Regions from separate parts of the Mus musculus genome. Here region 2 is linked to region 1. A link is a loop called in an ENCODE intact Hi-C map of the cell type or tissue named here. Cell type or tissue: heart. All regions are shown on one strand. Links, peaks and the distances in the headings refer to the core of each region. The heading gives the core; the rest is flanking DNA. Region 1 holds the start of Mtfr2 (mitochondrial fission regulator 2). Region 2 holds the start of Gm48249 (a long non-coding RNA gene).

What was found. Peaks named below come from ENCODE experiments on the same cell type or tissue, not always from the same donor. Only the 100,000 strongest peaks of a DNase experiment are listed, where the experiment ranks them.
Region 2: it touches region 1 in a loop (2.6-fold over the local background); 2 of 42 quality-filtered maps call a loop at or near these places.

What each region holds. Positions count from the first base shown.
Region 1 is chr10:20,342,755-20,353,305 of GRCm38, reverse strand. Mtfr2 (mitochondrial fission regulator 2) reads right to left here and starts at 5,487. Exons shown (of 7, transcript NM_027930.3): 1 at 5,383-5,487; 2 at 4,871-4,971; 3 at 378-482. The coding sequence starts at 5,395. In heart, for the core only: a CTCF peak has its summit at 5,507; a DNase peak (open chromatin) is centred at 5,595; H3K4me3 peaks cover 1,678 bases; H3K27ac peaks cover 1,082 bases.
Region 2 is chr10:20,284,631-20,295,181 of GRCm38, reverse strand. It overlaps Gm48249 (a long non-coding RNA gene), which reads left to right and starts at 8,523. Exons shown (of 3, transcript XR_003948991.1): 1 at 8,523-8,607; 2 at 9,288-9,412. It also overlaps the pseudogene Gm30285. In heart, for the core only: a CTCF peak has its summit at 4,635 (motif pointing left); a DNase peak (open chromatin) is centred at 4,561; H3K4me3 peaks cover 414 bases; H3K27ac peaks cover 1,861 bases.

The sequences.
Region 1 (10,551 bases), core at 862-8,861:
ATGTTTCATCATAGTAAATAAGTTAACGGTCTAAACCAGAAAAGGGAAAAACAGATATGTAAAAAAAAAAAAAAAAAAAAAAAAGCTGGAGCAATGTTCTTCTTCCACCCGAGGGAGTAGCCATGTCTTCTCCTCACGGCTAATCTCATCCATCACACGGCCACACAGGGAAAACACAAAGTCAGATAAAAACAAGCTCCAGGCATCCTTTGTACTGACTTGGAATACAATTAAAGAAACAATGTGAGATAATTTATGTGTAGAAGTAAACCTTGGCTTACAGGCACATTTCTTCCTTCGTCCTTCTATCCTGTATCCTGGGAGCACCTAAATTACTTTATACACAGGGCTTAAATAAGGCATGGTGACTAACTCACCTCAAAATGAGGTCTTCTGCAAGGTTTTAAAGGAAGCCTTCTCCCAATAATACGAACAATACTCCGAGCTGACCCACAGTTTTTATTTTGACAAATCAGCAAATCCTATAAATAAAGCTTTGTTTAAAATACATGCCAGTTAAGTATGCTTATATATCTAAGAAAATAAAAAGATGTAACAGATGTAGTAACCTTTATTTCTACAAAGAAAACTTTAACAGCATATACTTAAAAGTATTCTTAAAGAATTAAACCTTATTGACATTTATCTTGAAAAAACACTAAAGTATGAGGTTAGAAAAATAGTCAAAGTTGACCATAGACACATTAGATCCCAAATAGAATATCCAGACCCCACGTAGAGACGCTGGCATGGTGTAGTCTCAAAGCTGAGGAGACAGAGATCAGCGGATTCCTTCCAGCTGATGGCCTCTCTCAATCTCTTTTCCAGAGTTTTCAAAAGAAGGTTACTGATACCATTTCCCTTCCTCACCACAGGTCCTTCAGACTGTCCCAATCAACCCTATCTCCACCCACAGAAATCCTTTCTAGACACACCTTTAAACCCAGCAGCACCTAGGAGGCGGCAGGGACAAGAGGATCTCTGAGTTCAAGGCCAGCCTGGTCTACAGAGTGAATTACAAGACAATAAGGACTACACAGAGAAACCCTGACTCAAAAAGAGGGGGTTGGGGGGTTCTTTCCTGAAGTATGTTTGGCTTTATTCCTGCTTGCATGTTGTTTGTTTGGAGGGGAGCATCCTACATGAGCACCACTGACTGCTTCTACCGCACTCTCCTTCCTTCTCCCTGCTCCAACTTCTCTCGCATCCCTGTCCCAAATGCATGATTCCTCTGGTCGAACTTCGGTCTTTTGCTGTGGATTGTAATGCTAAGTGCAGGCCCTCAAAACCTGGTTGCCCCTGAGACAAGAAAGTCAGCACATAGACCCAAGTGGCCTTGCCACCAAGTTATTTCTGATTGGTAAATTAAGATGCCTATACCCTATAGCTGGGTAGAATTGAAATAGGCCAGAGAGGGTGGAACAGAACAGGAGGAGGGAGAGAAGAGGACAGAGAGGAAGAGATGGCCTAGGTTAGCCCTGAGGGCTGGCCAATTGGAGTGAAGAGCAGGCCAGATGAAACATAGTAAGTAGTAACTTGCAGTTATCTATAAGAAAAAAGTAGATTCTAAGAGCATAGAAGAGAGATATCTGCCCAGCTCTAATGCTGTAAAGCTTATTATAAATATAAAGGTGTGTGTCTTTTATCTGAAAACTAAATAGTAAAAGGCAGGGTAGAAACCCCAGATTGGGTTTAAATAATTTCAACATCTCATTAATTAGTATTAATAAATGTATAAATGTATATATGTATACATACATATACATACACACATACACACCACACATATATACCTAACCAACTGAATCCATTTAGCTTATGTGTCCAAGGCTGACCACTTGGGATGGCATAAGCTATGTGGGAGTTCATTCCTCAATTGATTATTCCTCTCTCGGCAGATACTGACCACCTATAACTCTTCCTGTAGGGGTGGGACCGTGTGGAACTTCCCCTGTCTGAGTTGGCATGTTAGCTGACATTGGGCTTGTCCTGTCATATATCCTAGGCTAGCCTTGAACTCTCAACTCTGTAGCAAGCAGATGAAGTTGTGAGTGAATGTGTATTGTTGACATGAGCATGGTCAGGGGCAAGTGTGCCTCAGACCAATGAGAGTGGCAAGACCCTCCCTGGCTTGGAGTTCAGATGCACACAGTATCAATCACAACTTCTCCTCTCTGGTAACTACAGCTTCCCTAGAGAGCGCGCACTCCAAGATCACCTAAGCTCCTTCAGCCGCGTGTGAGAAGCCTACATCCATGTTCAGTCACATAACAAACAGATTCCTCATTTGGCTGTGTATCATGAATGTGCTTGATTTCCCAGATGCCAATGCATCTCCAACAGAGGGCATGGCCCACCCCATCCTGACTTATTCTGACACATGTCTGTCCTTTCTCCATTCACTAGAAACCCAGTCAGGTCAATCCCAAAATTGTGCAGGAATGACTCTCCTACCTCAGCCTTCTAAATTCACAAGTTACACCAAACATTGTTAAATGCCTAATAATGATAAGCAAATCTCTAACTACTGGCCCTTGTTCTCATATGTCTCACTATTATGATATTTAAAATGTTTCAGCATTACCTAACAGCACCTCACATTATTATTCTAACTCCATGGCTTCAGACATCAACAGAACACAACAAACTCCCTAATGGGATGTTTTTTCTATCCTAGGCCCTTCTAGACCAGTATGTTCAATTGTCTGTGGGACATTTCGACCACATGTCCCAACCATCCCTCTGCCTGACTGAGTTCCTCTCATCATGCTCTTGCCTTTTCATCTGGGCAACATCATAGTTCAACTTACTTTTGTTTAAAATCTTGGCATTACCCCTGATACTTTTTCTAATTCATTCCACCATCTTTACGGATAATTTACCATTTTGTAAGCCACTCATTATTTTGCATGTGTTTGTGTTTTTGAGATAGGGTCTACGTAGCCCTGGCTATTCTGAAACTCTAACCAGTGGTTCTCAACCAGCGGGTGTCAATTGTTTTTTTTTTTTGGGGGGGGGGGTCACACATAAGATATTTACATTAGATTCATAACAGTAGTAAAATTACAGCTATGAAGAAGCAATAAAATAATTTTATTTTCAGTCTGGCCTCAAATTCACAGAGACCAACCTGCCTCAGCCTCCCAAATGCAAAAGACTTTTACAAATAGTGAGCCATATGAGAACAAGGATAACAACCCTAACTATGTGGTGATCCTCTGTGTCTTCTTGGGCTCTGACTGAGAGAGTAAAGGACCCCTATGAATACCACACTATCAACGGTGCACTACTGCAGACTCATCCTTCTCACACCGAAACAAAGACTGCAATGTTTACACAGAGGCTTTCTTTCCGGAATTTGGGATTGACCTTGGGAGCCTTGCTCATACTGGGCAAGTGTTCTACCACAGAGCCACGTATCTTATATCCTAGCCCTACTTCATGCCCTTTGACTTTGAGATGGAGTCTCACTAAGCTGCCCAAGAAGGTCTTCAACTCACTCTGTAGCCTAAGGTGACCCTGAAATGTAGATCCCTCTGTCTCAGTCTCTCTAACAACTGAGGCCTGTACTAACACACATGGTGTGACTTTGCTGTTTTCTATCTGCTGCTATGAGAAGCATCATGACCAAAAGCAACGTGGGGAGGAAAAAATGTCATCATGGGAGGAAGTTAGGACAGAAACTCAAAACAAAGCAGGAACCTGGAGGCAGGAGCTGATGGAGGAATGCTGATAACTGACTTGTTCCACCAGCTTTCTTATAAAAATTAGGGCCACCTGCTCAGGGGTGTTACCACCCACAATGGGCTGGGCTCTCCCACATCAATCACTAATTAAGAAAATGCTCGGGGCTGGTGAGATGGCTCAGTGGGTAAGAGCACCCGACTGCTCTTCCAGACTGCTCTTCCAAAGGTCTGGAGTTCAAATCCCAGCAACCACATGGTGGCTCGCAACCATCCTAACGAGATCTGATTCCCTCTTCTGGAGTGTCTGAAGACAGCTACAGTGTACTTACATATAAAATAAATAAATCTTAAAAAAAAAAAAAAAAAAAAAAAAAAAGTATGACTGGCTACCCTTTAAAAAAAAAAAAAAAAAGAAAATGCTCTACAGACTAGCCTATAGCCTGACTTTTGGAAGGCAATTTCTCAATCAGGGTTCCCTCTTCTCAGATCATTACAGTTTGTGTCAAGTTGAAATGAAACTAGCCAGTCACGATTCATCATCATTGAGGGAAGTCAGGCAGGAATAGAAGCAGAAACCCTGGCTCAGGCTCAACTAGCTTTCTTATACAGCTCAGAACTCATTATCCCAAGAATGGTATCCTCCACAGGGCTGGGCCCTACCACAACTATGAACAGTAAGGACACTCACTTAGAGACAGGGCCACAAGCCAACGTAATCTAAGCTATTTCTTGAGGTTCCTCTCCCCATAAGACTCTAATACCGAGTTGACAATAAAAACTAATCAGGGCAGAGAACATGTTCAAAATGGCACACTGTCCATCTGTAATCAGCCATTGGTAGGTGGTGGTGGGTGGTAACACCCCTGAGCAGGTGGCCCTAATTTTTATAAGAAAGCTGGTGGAACAAGTCAGTTATCAGCATTCCTCCATCAGCTCCTGCCTCCAGGTTCCTGCTTTGTTTTGAGTTTCTGTCCTAACTTCCTCCCATTGGTAGGGGGGGGGGATCAGGAGCTCAAGGAACGCCTGAACTGCATAGTGCCCTGCCTGGCTCAAAGAACAAAAACGACCCAAGAATAGCAGCAAAATCCAGACTTTTAGCCTAAGCTGCACCATATCCTGTCTCAAAGCAACGACAATAACGAGACCCAAAAATAAAGTTAGCAAAATTAATAAAAGACTTTTACCTGGTCTACGGGAACACCAAAATATTCCAGCACGTTTCTTAATATATTTAGAATGAAAGACATTGGTGAAGGAAGTTCAAGAAAACGCTGTTCGTTGGTACCTTAGAAGAGAAGTTATCAATTATTACTCTTGACAGGTAACTGCTACATAGACCGCACTAAGGAAACCACAGAGACCTTTCATGACACCATCAAGTGATTGCTCCTGGAGAGCTATTATTTTGAAGAGAGACTTAAAAGGAAAGAAAGAGCACTTTACTAAATTCCATTGCTATCTTACCGTGTGTGTGTGTGTGTGTGTGTGTGTGTGTGTGTGTGTGTGTGTAAAGGGATTGACAAGCAAATGTGCGACAGCCAAGATCACCATCCCTGGAGCTCTGCTGCCCCTGGAGAGAACCGCCCAGCCGCTCTCTTCACCCCGCGAGGAACGCCACCCGCCCGCGCTTCCGTCCGTCCGTCCGTCACCGGCCACCGACCGGAAGCCGAGGCCTAACGGAGCCCGTGCCACTCACCATCCCGCGGCATTGCACGGCGCCAGGCGGCCGGGGAAACTCTCCGGACGCGACCTACAGCCGCAGAGTAGCTTCTTCCCGGAATCGCTCGCCGCTTCCGACTCGACCCCAGCCTGGAATATCAAGCTTCGCGGGCCGGAGTTCGGAGTCTATCCCTATTGGACGCCGCCGGAGGACGCCGCCGGTGATTGGAAGGGTAAGAGCCAATAGGCGCATTCGAAAGGCGCATGCGCACCGTGCCCCCAGCATTCGGAATTGTGTCTTCTGCCTTTGCAACTTGTGCTTCACTCAGTCCTTTGCCAGTAAGGTGTCAAGCCTTCCCAACATTCAACAAAGAATCCGCCCACTTGTAATTGTTTAGTCATTCTGCGAAAATATCTAGCCGTTATGCTAAATGCTGGGATTACTCATGTTGAGCCACACTGTCCAGTCTAGTTGTTTACATGTCTTAGTGTGTGCACGCTACACATGCACATGCCAAAGTACCTGTTTCAAAGCCAAAGGACAATTTGTGTAGGATCCACGGATAGAACTTGAGACCTCAGGTTTGGTAGCAGGCTGCTTGAGCCATCTCGCTGACCCTAAGGCTTTTTTACACCTTTACCTTTCAAACTTTTGAAAGCTAATGAAAAGCAAAAAAGCTTTAATTAATCAAAACCAAAACAAAACCAAAAAACCCTTGTTTTGTATTGACAGTAAGAGATTATGGAAAGCAGAGTTATATACACTGGTCATAGCTATACTCACCACAACCCAATTCACAAATTGATATTTAATTGTAGTAATGTATTTAATTACAAAACCTCAGTTAAATAACTAAAGATTTGGCATGTCATGAGGACATGAGCATTAAGTTTTGAAATTCTTACATTTTCTTTTCCTTTCTTAGGAATGTTTTAATAATCTTAACAATTGCTGGGAGTGGTTGGCGCATGCCTTTAATCCCAGCACTCGGAGGCAGAGACAGGCGGATTTCTGAGTTCGAGGCCAGCCTAGTCTACAAAGTGAGTTCCAGGACAGCCAGGGCTATACAGAGAAACCCTGTCTCAAAAAACCAAACAAAACAAAAAACAAAAACAAATTACATATATATAAATATATGTATATATATAACATATATATATGAATATATGTATATTCTTAAAAAATAATAAGGCTGGGCATGGTGGTGCACGCCTTTAATCCCAGTACTTGGGAGGCAGAGGCAGGTGGATTTCTGGGTTCGAGGCCAGCCTGGTTAACAGAGTGAGTTCCAGGACAGCCAGGGCCACACAGAGAAACCCTGTCTCAAAAAAACCAAAAATAAAAAATAAAAAATAATACAGCATTTCTGAAAAGAAACAACCAAGACTGTATAAACTCTCTGGAGAAATGTGTTTTTTGGTTTTTGGTTGTTTTGGTTTGTTATTAATGTTTTGGGACATGATCGGAAATTAAAGAAAGTTGGCTTTGAAATGCTGCCTTTCCCTCATTTAAGGATCAGATCAACACAGTTCCTCCAAGTCTGTCCTAAGTGTGTGTGTGATGTCTTCTGAGAAGCCACCGCGGGTGCCAGCAATAGCATAAACTGTTTTTGGAGTCTCTTAGATTCAAATGACCAACAACTTAAGTTTCTCATATCCAGTACTGGATTTTTTTTTCCCCCACTATGGCTCTAATGCAGAGCATTATCGCTCCAAGTGGCATAATTTCATTTAAACTATATAGGTATGCATGCACATACTTACTATATCATATGCAAACTTAGTAAATATAAAATTATTCCTTACAGCTTTTTCAAATATTTAGTATTTATCCCTTCTCCATCTGTTCCTGAATTGCACCTTCCATCTATTTTTTTTCTACTTCTTCCTTCTGATCACCTCTATCCTGCCATGCAGAGTGTTCCAAAGAAAGCAGCCATTGAGCAACCAGAATTGGGAGCTGTGCCAGAGAATACAGGTAGGTTATATGTGTCTGAGCCATTTGAGCTGGCTAGTGGATCCTTGGGAGTAAGGGCTCTGTGGTCTGCCAAGTCCTCTAATAAGTCAAAGCTATCTGGGTTAGAAAGGTGGCTCAGCAGTAAGAAAATCACACTGGCTGTTCTTCCAGATGACCTGGATTGAATTTCCAGCTCATATACAGTGGCTCACAGCCAACTCTATCTACAAGGATCTAATCCACTCTTCTCACCTCTGCAGAGACATCGTACACATGGCCATGAAGGGCATAAACCATCTCTGGTGGCTGGGAAAATGGCTTAGTGGCCAAGAACACGACTGCTCTTCCAGAGGACTTGGATTTAATTGCCAGCAACACTTGGCAGTTCGTTATCTGTATTTCCAGTTCCAATAGATCGATCTTTCTCTCTCACACACACACCAATGCACATAAAGTAAGCCATGTTACTTTAAATTTCTCTAGACTTGACATTGTACCAATGTTTTGTCTATGTATGAATATGTACCATGTGTATGACTATTGGATACCTTAGAATTTAGTTTATTGTTATGAAGCTACCATGTGAGTGCTGGGAATCAGAATTAAGGGCCTCTGCAAGAGCAACTGTTATTTAGTGCTGAGTTCTCTCCAGCCCTCACTCTTCTTAAAACACAGGCCTATAATCCCAGCATCTGAAAGGCAGGAGATAAGAGATGAAGGTTTTTCTTTGGGTCACCTGGGGGCCGGTTTGGGTTACATGAATCTGTTCCATAGTGTATGTACACACCTCACTATATTGTCTATTTTTACTCAACTGTTAGCAGCTGTGATTACTTACCTGTCCTAACAGTCAAGGAGTGAAGTCGGTGAGAATGCGGAGTGCTCCTGGGGCTATTCACAAGAAAGCAAGTCTTTGACTTGCACAGAATTGTTTTTACAATGTGGTTTCATCCTCCTCCCAGGTGTAGCAAATAGGTGTGAGTTTACTTCAGATTACACATTATTGCTTGCTGCTGTTATTCAACTAAATGTTGGTGCATTTGTTGACAATGTTTTGGCCATGTGAAACTCCTTGCGGTTGTATACAACATAACTCTTTAAGAACTTTACTCATGTGACTTCTCTTAACCCTCATAGGAAATTGTCTGGGGCTTTTAATAAAGTTGGCTATCACATGAGACTTTAGTCGGTCTCATTTATAGGCCCAATTCTCCCAAGTCCCACTGCCTGAAGAGCAGTGATCCTACCTAATGAACTGGGCAAAGCTGGGCCTAACAGTATTGTCAGTGAGAAAGAAACTTGAGGATTCACACAAAGACAACTGAAGAGCTGCTGGGGAGAGGAAAGATTGTCTTCACTGGAACAGCCAACTGGTATAATTGTCCAAGCTCCTGTAACATTTTTTAATATTTTATGTGTACTGTACCAACTGCCTGCAGCAGCCCACGTCAGATGATGAGATCAGATCCCTCAGAAATAAAATTACAATGGCTATAGGATTATGAATACATAACCATGAGCCACCACATGGGCAGTAAGAACCAAACCCCAGTCCAATGCAAGAGCATTAAGCTGTTAGCCTGCGGTTTCTCTCCGGCCCACTGGGGTACACCAAAGTTCCATCATAGCCTTGAAAATCAACATGCACAGACACAGTGAAAGAAGGGGCAGAATGAGGATAACGTGCCTTCAAAGCCTGGGCACAGAAAACCCAATACTTCATCCTCTTTGGAGATGGCTTTCTCAGAGATAATCAAGGCTCACTCTTCTTCGGGATTTCGGAATTTCTTTGAAGACTCATGAAGCAAATCTGCAATAGCAGCTGCCACATTTCTATCTTCAAATCCAGGCTTCCTTTCACTAAAAATGCAGTTCCCTCCATGTTTGAAGCTCACGGGAAGCATACCTCTGACTTACATGACAAACACAGTGGAGCCATGCTCTTCCTGTAGTGAGAACAGGAGCAACACAAGTTATAACACATCACCTTCCTGCAGACAGTTACTCAAAGGAATAGACATTGTGAACCAGGCCAGACAATGTAGTAATTGAACTGTATCAAAATCAACTCATGTCAAGTAAAAGCATTACATTCAAATACAGCATATTACTAAAATAAAGCACCCTTGTATTCTGTGGTGGTCTTAATGAGAAGTGTGCCAAGTCTCGGGCATTTGAGTACTTGGCTCCAACTGGCTGTCTGGGAAGGCTTAAGAGTTGTGGCTTGATGGAGGAAGCATGTCACCAGGGGCCAGCTTTGAGATGTAAAAGCCTCGACCTCTGCTCACTGTTTACTGTGTGTAGCTCAAATTGTACGCTCTCACTCAGCAATCTAGTGGTTGCCATGCCTCCCTGCTGTCAAGCTTCTCTGCCATGATACTGTTAAGACTTCTAATCATCTAGACTCCAAAAATGCATCCAGAAATCCCAAGCCAGCTTGAGCTACATAGCAAGACCTGCTTCAAAATTTGAGGCTATAAGTTATTAAAAGTTGTCAATTCCTGGGCCAACACGGAGGCAAGTGGGGAAAGGTGATTTCTGTCAAACTTAACCTGAGACCAACAGGGTAGGACAAAACTACTCCCTCCAAAAGTCGTACTTGGATCTCCCTCCACACTTGCACACCACACACAACTATACACATAAATAACATACTATCAAAACATTGGGAGAAGTGACTAATTTTTCAGAATAGGGAAATGGCTCACGAGTTAAAAGGGACGTGCATTTCTTTCAGAAGACAAAGTTCAGTTCCCAGGACACACATAAGGTGGTGCACAACTGTAACTAGAGGGAATCCAATGCAACTTCACTCTACTGGCTGGCCTTTGTGGGCAGAAGCCATGCCACACACACACATTTTCTTTTGTATTTCCAATAATTTTTGAGAAGTGTTTCAATTATACTGGCTGTTAAAGAGAACAAAAACTAACTCTCCAGTTACTGATTAGCTGTACTTTTTGGAGGGCAGTAAGCTAGGGATAGGACTCAGCAGAGTGACTGCCCAGCAAGCACAGAGGCCCAGGTTCAATTCTAAGCACAAAATATAGTGGGCCACCACTGCAATCTCAACACACAGGTGGAAGCAGAAAGATCAAAGTCACCTTGGCCATCCAGTTGAGTTTAAGGCCCGCCTGGGCCTAATGAGACTCTCCAATCAAAAAGGAGTCAATCCATAGCTTACAAATGAGAGATGCAGCGCCAACTGACCACAACCTGGCATCCCCATGTGCTAGGATTAAAGTTTGG
Region 2 (10,551 bases), core at 1,094-9,093, 58 kb after region 1:
CATTAGGATTCAAAGTATTACATAATTTTTAGCAATGATTGTAATGGCCTGATGCTGCTTGTATTCTAATACTAATATTGGCCCTTGAGACCTGGCCAGCCTGGTCTACAAAGTGAGTTCCAGGACAGCCAGGGCTACACAGAGAAACCCTGCCTCGAGAAAACAAAAAAAAACAAAAACAAAAACAAAAACAAACTTCCTTTCATGTATCAGACACATGTACCGAGGCAGAAACTGGGAGTTTAAACCTGGCCTGGACTGTGAGCAAGGCCTTGCTGTGGGAAAGGGCATCACTTCTGACCCTGTGCTGAGGGCCAGGTGAGTGGACTGTCCTGGGTGTAAGCAGACAAGGGGGGGGGGGGAGAAGGATGCAGAGGAGCTGGGAGGAAATAGCAGCATGGGAGGGCCACTAAGAGCAGTGGCTGTGTGTGTTCCATGTGTGGGCCATTACACATCAGTGGCTGTGTATGTCTGTGTCTCTGCACGTGCTTTTCTCAAGTTCTTCTCTTCCACTGTTAATTTTTTTTTTAATATTTCTTGCGCGCGTCTGACTCGCCAGCAAGAATGACGCTGCAACAGGATCCTTCTGCACACGTTTATTGGGAGAGCTTGATTGCAGAGGCGAAGAGACCCCGAGCCCAGAACTGGTGCTGCTTATATAGGCCTAGGAGAGGCGTGTCTCACACCCGGATTGGTTATGCATTCTACCTCATTTGCATGTTCCTCATCTGATTGGTTATTCTCTTTCAGTACCTCACAGAACCTCATTAACATACCTATTTGCATGTCTCACATCTGATTGGTTATTCTCTCAGAACCTCACAGAACCTCATTATCATGTCCAGGCCAGGCAGTGTCTTGGCAAAAAACTTTACTGCATATGCACACATTGGTTGTTTGCCCAAACTTATGCATGGTGGCCAGCAGTAGCCAGCGCCACCCTGCAACGGAACATGTGGCTTCCCACAAATATTAGGCATACTGAACCTTCTGATCCTTCTCACACACAGCGATAGGTAGGTTAGACTCTGTAGAGGATTCGTGCTGTGCCAATGGTTTTTATGCAGAGCATTTCTGTTCTTTTCTTGAAACAGGACTTCCAGTTAGTGTTGGAAACCCGACCACTGCACCAAAATAACAGAACTACTCAAGTTTCCTTTCTGTGACTGCATGGTTTCGCTCTTTACATGTAGATTACTGAGCCGTGGGGAATTTATCTTTCTATATGATGTGAAACCTGAAGCAAAATTTAATCCTTTTTTCTTTTTTTTTTATGCTTTGGAGTGGTATTTTATTTATTTATTTATTTATTATTATTATTATTATTATTATTATTAAGTATTTTCCTCAATTACATTTCCAATGCTATCCCAAAAGTCCCCCACATCCTCTCTGCCCCCCCCCCCCACTCCCCTACCCACCCATTCCCATTCTTTGGCCCTGGCGTTCCCCTGTACTGGGGCATATAAAGTTTGCCTGACCAATGGGTCTCTCTTTCCAGTGATGGCCGACTAGGCCATCTTTTGGTACATATGCAGCTAGAGTCAAGAGCTCTGGGGTACTGGTTAGTTCATAATGTTGTTCCTCCGATAGGGTTGCAGATCTCTTTAGCTCCTTGGATACTTCCTCTAGCTCCTCCATTGGGGGACCTGTGATCCATCCAATAGCTGACTGTGAGCATCCACTTCTGTGTTTGCTAGGCCCCGGCCTAGTCTCACAAGGGACAGCTATATCACGGTCCTTGCAACAAACGCTTGCTAGTGTATGCAATGGTGTCATCGTTTGGAGGCTAATTATGGGATGGATCCCTGGATATGGCAGTCTCTAGATGGTCCATCCTTTTGTCTCAGCTCCAAACTTTGTCTCTGTAATTAATCCTTTTTTCTAGATGACTAGGCAATTGTCTCGCTATTGTTTATTAAAATCCACTATTGGTCCCCATTTTGAAAGACAGTTATTATAATTTATTTTATTAACAATCTAGGAAGTTTGGGGCCATCAGCAGTTCCAGTGCAATTTCAGATGCAATTGGGAATTCAGGGATTTCAGTGGAACTGTTAGTATAGCGGACCTAGATAAAATACATACGCACTTTTTTTTTTTTTTTTTGGTTTTTCGAGACAAGGTTTCTCTGTGTAGCTCTGGCTGTCCTGGAACTCACTCTGTAGACCAGGCTGGCCTCGAACTCAGAAATTTGCCTGCCTCTGCCTCCCAAGTGCTGGGATTAAAGGCGTGCGCCACCACGCCCGGCACATGCACACTTTCAGTAGCACATGTGAGGGGATCCCTCTAAAACTGACCTGGACCACTCCACATGGCCTTTATCGTCCCTGATGTTAATGCATGTTCTCTCTTTACAATAAACTCGTGGCCATCAGAAGATACTAATTTCACATATTATAGAACACTGTCTTAGTTAGGGTCTCATTGCTGTGAAGAGCCACCATGACCGTGTTAACTCATAAAGAAGAACATTTAATTGGGGGCTGGCTTATAGTTTCTGAGGTTCAATCCATTATCATCACGGTGGGAAGGATGGCAGCAGGCAGGCAGACTTGGGGCTGGAGATGAAGCTAAGATGTCTTACATCTTGGGCTGGTGATATGGCTCAGCGGGCAAGAACACTGACTGCTCTTCCAAAGGTCCCGAGTTCAAATCCCAGCAACCACCTGGTGGTTCACACCCACCCGTAATGAGATCTGACACCCTCTTCTGGTACATTTGAGGACAGCTACAGTGTACTTATTTATAATAATAATAAAGAAATCTTTGGGCCGGAGCAAGTAGGGACTGAGTGAGTGGAGTTGACCAGGGCAAGCAGGGCCGACTGGAACAACCAGAGGTCCTAAAAATTCAATTTCCAACAACCACATCAAGGCTCCATACAGCTACAGTGTACTCATATAAATTTTTTTTTTTCTTTAAAGAGTTCTTACATCTTGATCCACAGGCAGCAGGAGAGACTGAAACACCCTGGCCAGACTTGAGCTTTTAAGATCACCTCCACTGTGACTCGGGCCACACCTACTACAACAAAACCACACTTCTAAAGGAGAGAGAGAGAGAGAGAGAGAGAGAGAGAGAGAGAGAATTCTCAAGTTGATTTTAACTTTTGTTTGAAAATGTAGTTAACCTAGAAGAGCCTGAACAAAGAAGAATGGATGGGGTGGACTCATTCCACTTAGGTCTTCTCTCTCCCTCTCACTCTCTCTCCCTCCCTCCCTCCCTCCCTTTTCCTTCCTTCCTTCCTTCCTTCCTTCCTTCCTTCCCTTTCTTCTCCGAGACAGGGTTTCTCTGTGTAACAGTCCTGGTTGCCCTGGAACTCACTCTGTAGACCAGGCTGGTCTCAAACTCATAGGCACCCACCTGCAGCCAGCATTGAGTCTTACTATGAACTAAAGTTACATTTAAGTGTGTTAATGATTTAAGTATGGACAAATAGTTCCACAACCAGAATAGATAGCGTAGAGATTGTCCCATGCATGTAGGATCAAGAGGCTTCTAAGTTGACAGACAATTAAATGGAGAAATTAAATGAAACTGTTCTGAGCACACAGTGCTGTCTACCAGGATTGCTGTGTCCTGGTTAGTTTTTAATGTCACCTTGACACTAGCTAGTGTCATCTGAGAGGAGGGAACCTCAACCGAGATCAGGCAAACCCATAGAGCGTTTTTATCTTGAATATCATCTGCAGTCATTTGGACAGTAACCTATGTGATTTACTACAGTTATGTATTTCATTGTACACATGTCAATTTGTCATAAGTTGTTGCTTAGATCTTCCTGATGTGGTTTATATTTTAAGCTTTATGTATCCCCTTATTATGGTCACTCAAAAGGGGTTATCAGCTGGATGTGGTAACTCATGTTTATAACTTCAGAACTTGGGGGGGGGGGGTTGAGGCCAACCTAGGCTACAGTGTTAGTTCTAGACCATGTAGGAGTATATACGCAGACCCTGTCACAAACACTAACAAACAAAAGAGGGATTGAAGCAATCGAAATGATAGAGGTAGAACACTCAGTGTCCACAGGCGGCTCCGGTCTTCCCAGCATTTACAGGGAATTTTTGTTTGTTTGCTTTAACATTTACTGCAATTCCACTGACGATTCACAGAGATTCCTGGGAGGAAACCCTGAGACAAGGCCCAGGGCCTGTCAGGAAACTTGCCTTCCAACTCAGGTGGACAAGAACCAAGGGCTTTGTCTATGAGAAGGTGAACAACTGCCCATAATACAGGAAGGGAGGTCCGACCCTAATCCTGCCTTCCTCTCCCCGAGAAACTGCTGACATTTAAGCCACAGCAGCAGAAGAGGCAAAGATAATTGGACAGTGTGCACCTGCCTGTCTGCTCGTACATTACAGGCGGTGAGTTGAGTTTGAGACGAATCCTTTTGTCAGTCGTGGGAAGCTAAGGATCCCCTCTGGGTAAATTGAGGGGACCCTCTCTGAGCATTGTAGCCCAGCTAGATCAAAATTAGGGGAGCAGAAGCCCTTATACTGGGCAGCCTCAGTGAGGATCGTGTCTACCGGAAAGGGTAGCAAGCTAATTCAGGGAATGAAGATGACCAGACTCAGCCGCTGAAAACGGACTGAACTATCGTCCTAGTAGCTCACTGCCGCCACCTCCTGGAGATGTAGGGACTTAGCCGTGCTGTTCAATTAGGTTTTTTTGTTTTGTTTTCTTTTGTTTTGTTTTTTTTAAAATAAATCCCATTGCCATTCTCATAACTGGCAATTAATATTGACACAAACAATAACATTTATCATTTTAAAATATTATATCTGGTGGCTAAAATACTACATTCTTTTTTATTTCATTTTTTAAAGAAAAATAGTTAACTACCCAGGGTCCCATTCTGCTCCCTCAATGTCTGCAGTTTAATACGATTTTTTGTATAAGATAAATTACAAGGAAAAAAGAGCAATATTTCCGCTTACCAGAAACCAGTTACTATAATGTACACTGCAGGTGTTCTATTTGGTGTTGTTTTTTATTTGTTTTGATAAGTTCTTACTCTGTAGCCCAGAAGGGATGCAAACTCTAGGTACTCCTGTCTCAACCTCCTGAAGGCTGGATTACAGGTCTGTGTCACCATTCCCACAGAAAACAAAATCTGGTTGTCGGCTTTGAGTGTGTGTGTGTGTGTGTGTGTGTGCGCGCGCGTGTGCGCATGCACAAGCAATCCCGTTTCAGTGCTGTGTGCATGCTTATGTTTACACATCCACGCATGTGCATGCATATGCACATAAAGACCCAAAGCTGATGTCAGTATCTTCCTCTACTATTCTCCACTGTTTTTACCGAGGCAATGGTCCAGACTGAACCGGCCGGAGCTTGCGGTTCTAGCCAGGCAGCTTCCTCTAGGCAAGCTCGCGCTTTATCCACTGAGCATCTGCCCAACCCTGGTTTCATTTATTTGTAACAGTGTAGTTCAGACTGGCATCAAACTCACTGTGTGGGCCAAGGATAAGCTCAAACTTTTGATTTTGCAGCCTCCACCATGCCCAGCTGTGTATATATATATATATATATATATATATATATATATATATAACCCATTTATAATGATACTAAGAAATAACAAAGATCTAACAATCTAAGAAAAGGTATGAGCCTTCTATACAGGAAACTAAAGTTCTGTGAGCTGAGAGAGAAATTAAAGAACATTTCACCATGACCGAAGCAACTCGAGGAAGAAAGGGTTTATTTGGCTTATGTTTCCATAGCACTGTTCATCATCAAAGGAGGCCAGGACAGGAACTCAGACAAGGCAGGATCCTGGAGGCGGAAGCTGATGCAGAGGCTGTGGGGGGTGCTGCTCACTGGTTTGCTAGTCATGGTCCGTTCAGCCTGCTGTCTGTAGAATCCAGAACCACCAGCCTAGGGATGGAGTAGGGTAAAAGGGCCAAAGGGTGGGGGGGCACTTTGACCCTGACTTGATCCCAAGACCAGGGCCAAGAAACAAGAGCCCACCAATCCCTGAGCACAAAAACCCCATCCCTGAGCATACACACACACACACACACACACACACACACACACACACACACACACACATCTCATTGATCCCTGAACAGGAAACCCCACCAATCCCTGAGCTCAAGACTAGGAACTGAAACCCCACCAATTCTCACCCTGGAAATCTCCCCGCCTCCCCACCCACCCCATCCCCACCCCAAGAAGCCATATATAAAGCTTGAGTTCTGCTCAGTACTTGGTTGCTTCTATCCCCAGTATTGGCAGTCTTCTGGTCTTTTCCTCCCAATAAATCTCTCGTGTGAGGTTTGTTGTGTGGTATGACTGTGGCATTCCTTGGCTTCCTACTGCCAGGATACCTCTCCAAGGAGAGCTATAATACCTTTTGCTTGGTAAACCTCCTCCTGTTGGAAGAGCTGAAACGCTTCTGTAGGGGAAACCTTTCCCTTCAAAGCTACTACAGATGAAACCTTCCATAGTGGGCTGGACCCTTCCGCATTGATCACTAATTAAGAACAAGCTGAACAGCTGAATCTTACGGAGTCATTTTCTCAATGAGGCTCCCTTATCTCTGTTGACTCTAGCTCTGTCAAGTTGACACAGAACCGGCCAGTACACCTGAGCAGGTCTGTAGGGCCCTGACAAAGGAAACTGGTAATCCCGGGTACCTACCACACATGGATTCTAAAGCTGGCTCTGGCTGGGGTCTGTTGTGACACTCCAGGTTCCTAGCATTTCTGAGCTGTAGTTTCACTTAAAAATGGTAACTGACTCTCCTAAAGCCTACCTTAAAATGGTGAAAATTCGGGCTGGTGAGATGGCTCAGTGGTTAAGAGCTCCGACTGCTCTTCCTAAGGTCCCGAGTTCAAATCCCAGCAACCACATGGTGACTCACAATCATCCGTAACAAAATCTGATGCCCTCTTCTGGAGTGACTGAAGACAGCTACGGTGTACTTATGTATAACAAACAAAGAAAGAAAGATTAAAAAAAATGGTGAAAATTCACTGAGAAATGAGAAAGATAAAAAAGAAGGGCTTATGGGGTGGGTTTACATTAAATTTTCCCATTCAGTAATGAGTCCTAAACTGCTCTCTTTCCAATTTTATTGTAATTTTTCCTTTTGGCAAAGCTAAGAGCAGGTAGGAGTTAAACAGAGATTTTAAATTCCTTGTGCTTGGCAAATGTGATCCTGGAATCTGGTTGCTTAACACAGAAAGATTCTGAGTTTGGTAGCAATCTGGGCAACATAGTCAGGACCCATCTCAAAAAACAAACAAAACAAATGAAACAAAACTGAAAAAAAATGTCATCTTTATAAGTAAACTTACAGAGTTAGGGTTAAAAGAGGAAAAAAGATAGACATGACCTTTATGTAAAGTTTTGTTGTAATTTCATGATAATTAAGTTTATCACTAATACTATACTTCTGGTGCTATTTGCCATTACATTTTTTGTGAAAAGTATTTCATATATATAGCAATACCTCAATGGACATTGGAGCTCAAAATTATATTATTTAGTGTGTGTGTGTGTGTGTGTGTGTGTGTGCCTCTGCAACTAACATGGAAGCAAAGGAGGTCAGAGGGTAACGCGAGGGAGTTGGGTCATTCCTTGTGCCGGGGTCACAGGGTCACAGGTCACAGGGATTGAGCTCGGGTTGTCTTCAGGCTTGGCATTTGTCGGCTTGCACTGGCTGTCATGGTGGCCCCATCATGAATAAGGCTTTGTTTGTTTGCTTTTGTTGTTGCTCTGTTTATTTGTTCTTAACATGAATCACAAGGGAGAAAACAGGGGCCAGACTAGGCATGTTGGGAGACACCGCTTGGGGTCACATTAAAGCGCCGTGCTATCTATAAAGGCGATTTCTGTTCTTAAGCATCTTTGCTGTTTGTAGGAGACAGAAATACGCCTCAATGTAAAATATAAGCATAAACATTTAAATTAGTATAATGGCTTATTTCTTTAACCTAGAAAGTTGATGCAGGTGGACTGCTATGAGTTAGAGGCCAGTTTGGGCTACATACTATGTGGTGTCTAATTAGTCCCAGTGGGTTTGGGTGGCGCCTGCCAGGTCTGTAGATGGTTCTCAGTCTTCAGAGAATTGCTCTGGGTGAGGTAGTGGTGGTGGTGGTGGCAGTGGTGGCGACTGCGACCCTGAAATGTTCCATCACTGCAGAGGTTGCTTCTTTTCAAATAGAGAATGCTCGCAAACAAACGGAGAAACCACTGTCTGAAGTCTGCATCTCACGGCAAGGTCCACAGCATTCAGCGTCTAAGGAACGCTGGGAAAAGGAGAAAGAGAAGGAAAGGAGAGAGCGAGAGAGCGAGAGCGAGCGAAAGCAAGCGAGAGAGAGTGAGTGAGAGAGCGAGAGAGAGCGCACAAGTGAGAGCGAGAGCAACTGGGAGGGCCTGAGGCTTTTGCAGTGTCTGCCTCTGTCTGCTGGGCCTCTCTTGAAGTTTGCACAGTCATATCCCTTGGGTGGTTTGAATTCCAGATAAATTGAGGAGCTATGTCTCCATGGTAACAGCAGGGAGAAGAAAATGGGAAAACAAGCTAATATTTATAGCCCATGTCCGCTGATGTTGTGCTGGCTTCGGTCGTTATGCTATCGCAGGGCTAAGGTAGGAACGACATCTGTCTCTCCTGGTGCTTTAGTTCTGTTTTTTTTGCATTCTCCCTCCAGCATGGGTAGTGCTAGTTACAGCGCTTTGCCGCACTGTCCTTCGGCTGTGTCTGGTAAAAGAAACAGATTCCAGAGCCAGCTCCAGCGCTGACCTCACGTGGTTATCCAAAGTCCTCAGTTTCTTCATCTCTGAGTAATGCCTACCTTTACCAGGTTTTGGGAGGATTCAATCAGGTCGTGTCCCCCCCACCCCCCTTGCCCAGAGAGGTGGCCATTGTTATGCATATTGCTGCTGATGCTGCTTAAATGTAATCATTCTTGTTTTGATTGACAGAAAATAACTCAGAGATGTGCATCAGGACAAAGGGTAGGCATGGCGGCACACACCTGCAAACTAGCACCCAGGAGGCAAGGGCAGGACATCAGGGCTCCACAAACTCTGCCTCAGAACCTCTCTCAGTTACTGCCCTCCCACCCCCACCCTTAGCCCCCCAAAGAGAAAGAAACAGGTTTTTAGCAGAGCTTAGTGTAATCCATGTGTTTTATATCTAGACTTAGATGCCTTTTGGATTATATGGCTTAAGAGGCACAATAAAGGCTCTTGTTTTCACTGATGATTGTTTTAAATATCGATCTTGTCGGGTTGCCATGTCTTTTTTGTTTTATTGTTATTTGCAGGCTGTCAGACACGCAGATCTCAGGCTGGAGAGTCACAGCTCAGAGTATACACACACCCACACAAAGGCCCTGCCAGCTCAGCCTGTTTGCTTTGTTATGGCAACCCTGTCACTTCCATCTGGAGAGTGAGTAATGATGTCATTATCCACAGGGCCAGGACGGTGGGGAGTTGCATTGTCAGAGATGGAGGTAGGGCGAGGGGCCCCTCAGCATCCGCCTTTGACAAGGAAAGAACTGAAGAGCGTTATCTGTGTGATTTTAGGAAAGAATGCCCCAAGAGACGTCAGCCTGCAGTAGTCCCTACTGGTGCTTAGTGAGGCCACAAATGGCTCTCACGGTCTGGTGCTTCTTTTAAGTCTTGGGGACAAAGTGTATCATGGTCTGGACAGAGATCTGCTGACTAGAGAGATGGACAGATCAGAGCTGTGGGAACCAGGCAGGGGCTCTGGAGGCTTGAAGATCTAATCCATGTCCAGCGGTCCTTTGAAGAGTAACTGGGTCCTATTAATGTTTATCCCAAGGGGCATAACTGGGGCTCACTTCAGGCACTCCAGGTGAATATGGTCACTATTAGAGGCAGAACTAATCACTAATCACAGCTAAAACTTGGGTCAAAGTACCAGGCAAGGATCTTTATGTCACTTCAACACATTAGCCCTGGTGCTGGCCTTTCTCACTCACACACACACACACACACACACACACACACACACACACACAACACACACATTCACACACCACCCATGTACAACACACACATTCACATACCACATACACAAACCACACACATACTGATACCTGCACATAATCACATACCATACAAGAGACACTGACACACACACATACCACATATACATACACACTACATATGCACACTTATCACTCACATTGACATACCAGACACACATACCAGACTCACAGACAGACCCAGACACACATACCACACACACACAGACACACACAGACACACACAGACACACACACACACACACACACGCATACGCGCACACGCATACACACAGAGGCTGGACTTTAAGGATCCCTTGGGATGATTGCTCAGTCATCCTTCACACCACACTAAATCAATGTTTCCAGAAAAGCAGTCAAGAAATGTGTCCCGCAGAAACCCAAGCCTGGCTTTCTTTTAGTTTACCGATGTCCATCACTTAACTCCACCACTGTGGGGCACGGTTAATGCTTTAGACCCAGCTCTGACCTTCAGCACCCCTCTTCTCTGGCATCTGTACTGGCTAGTTTTGTGTCA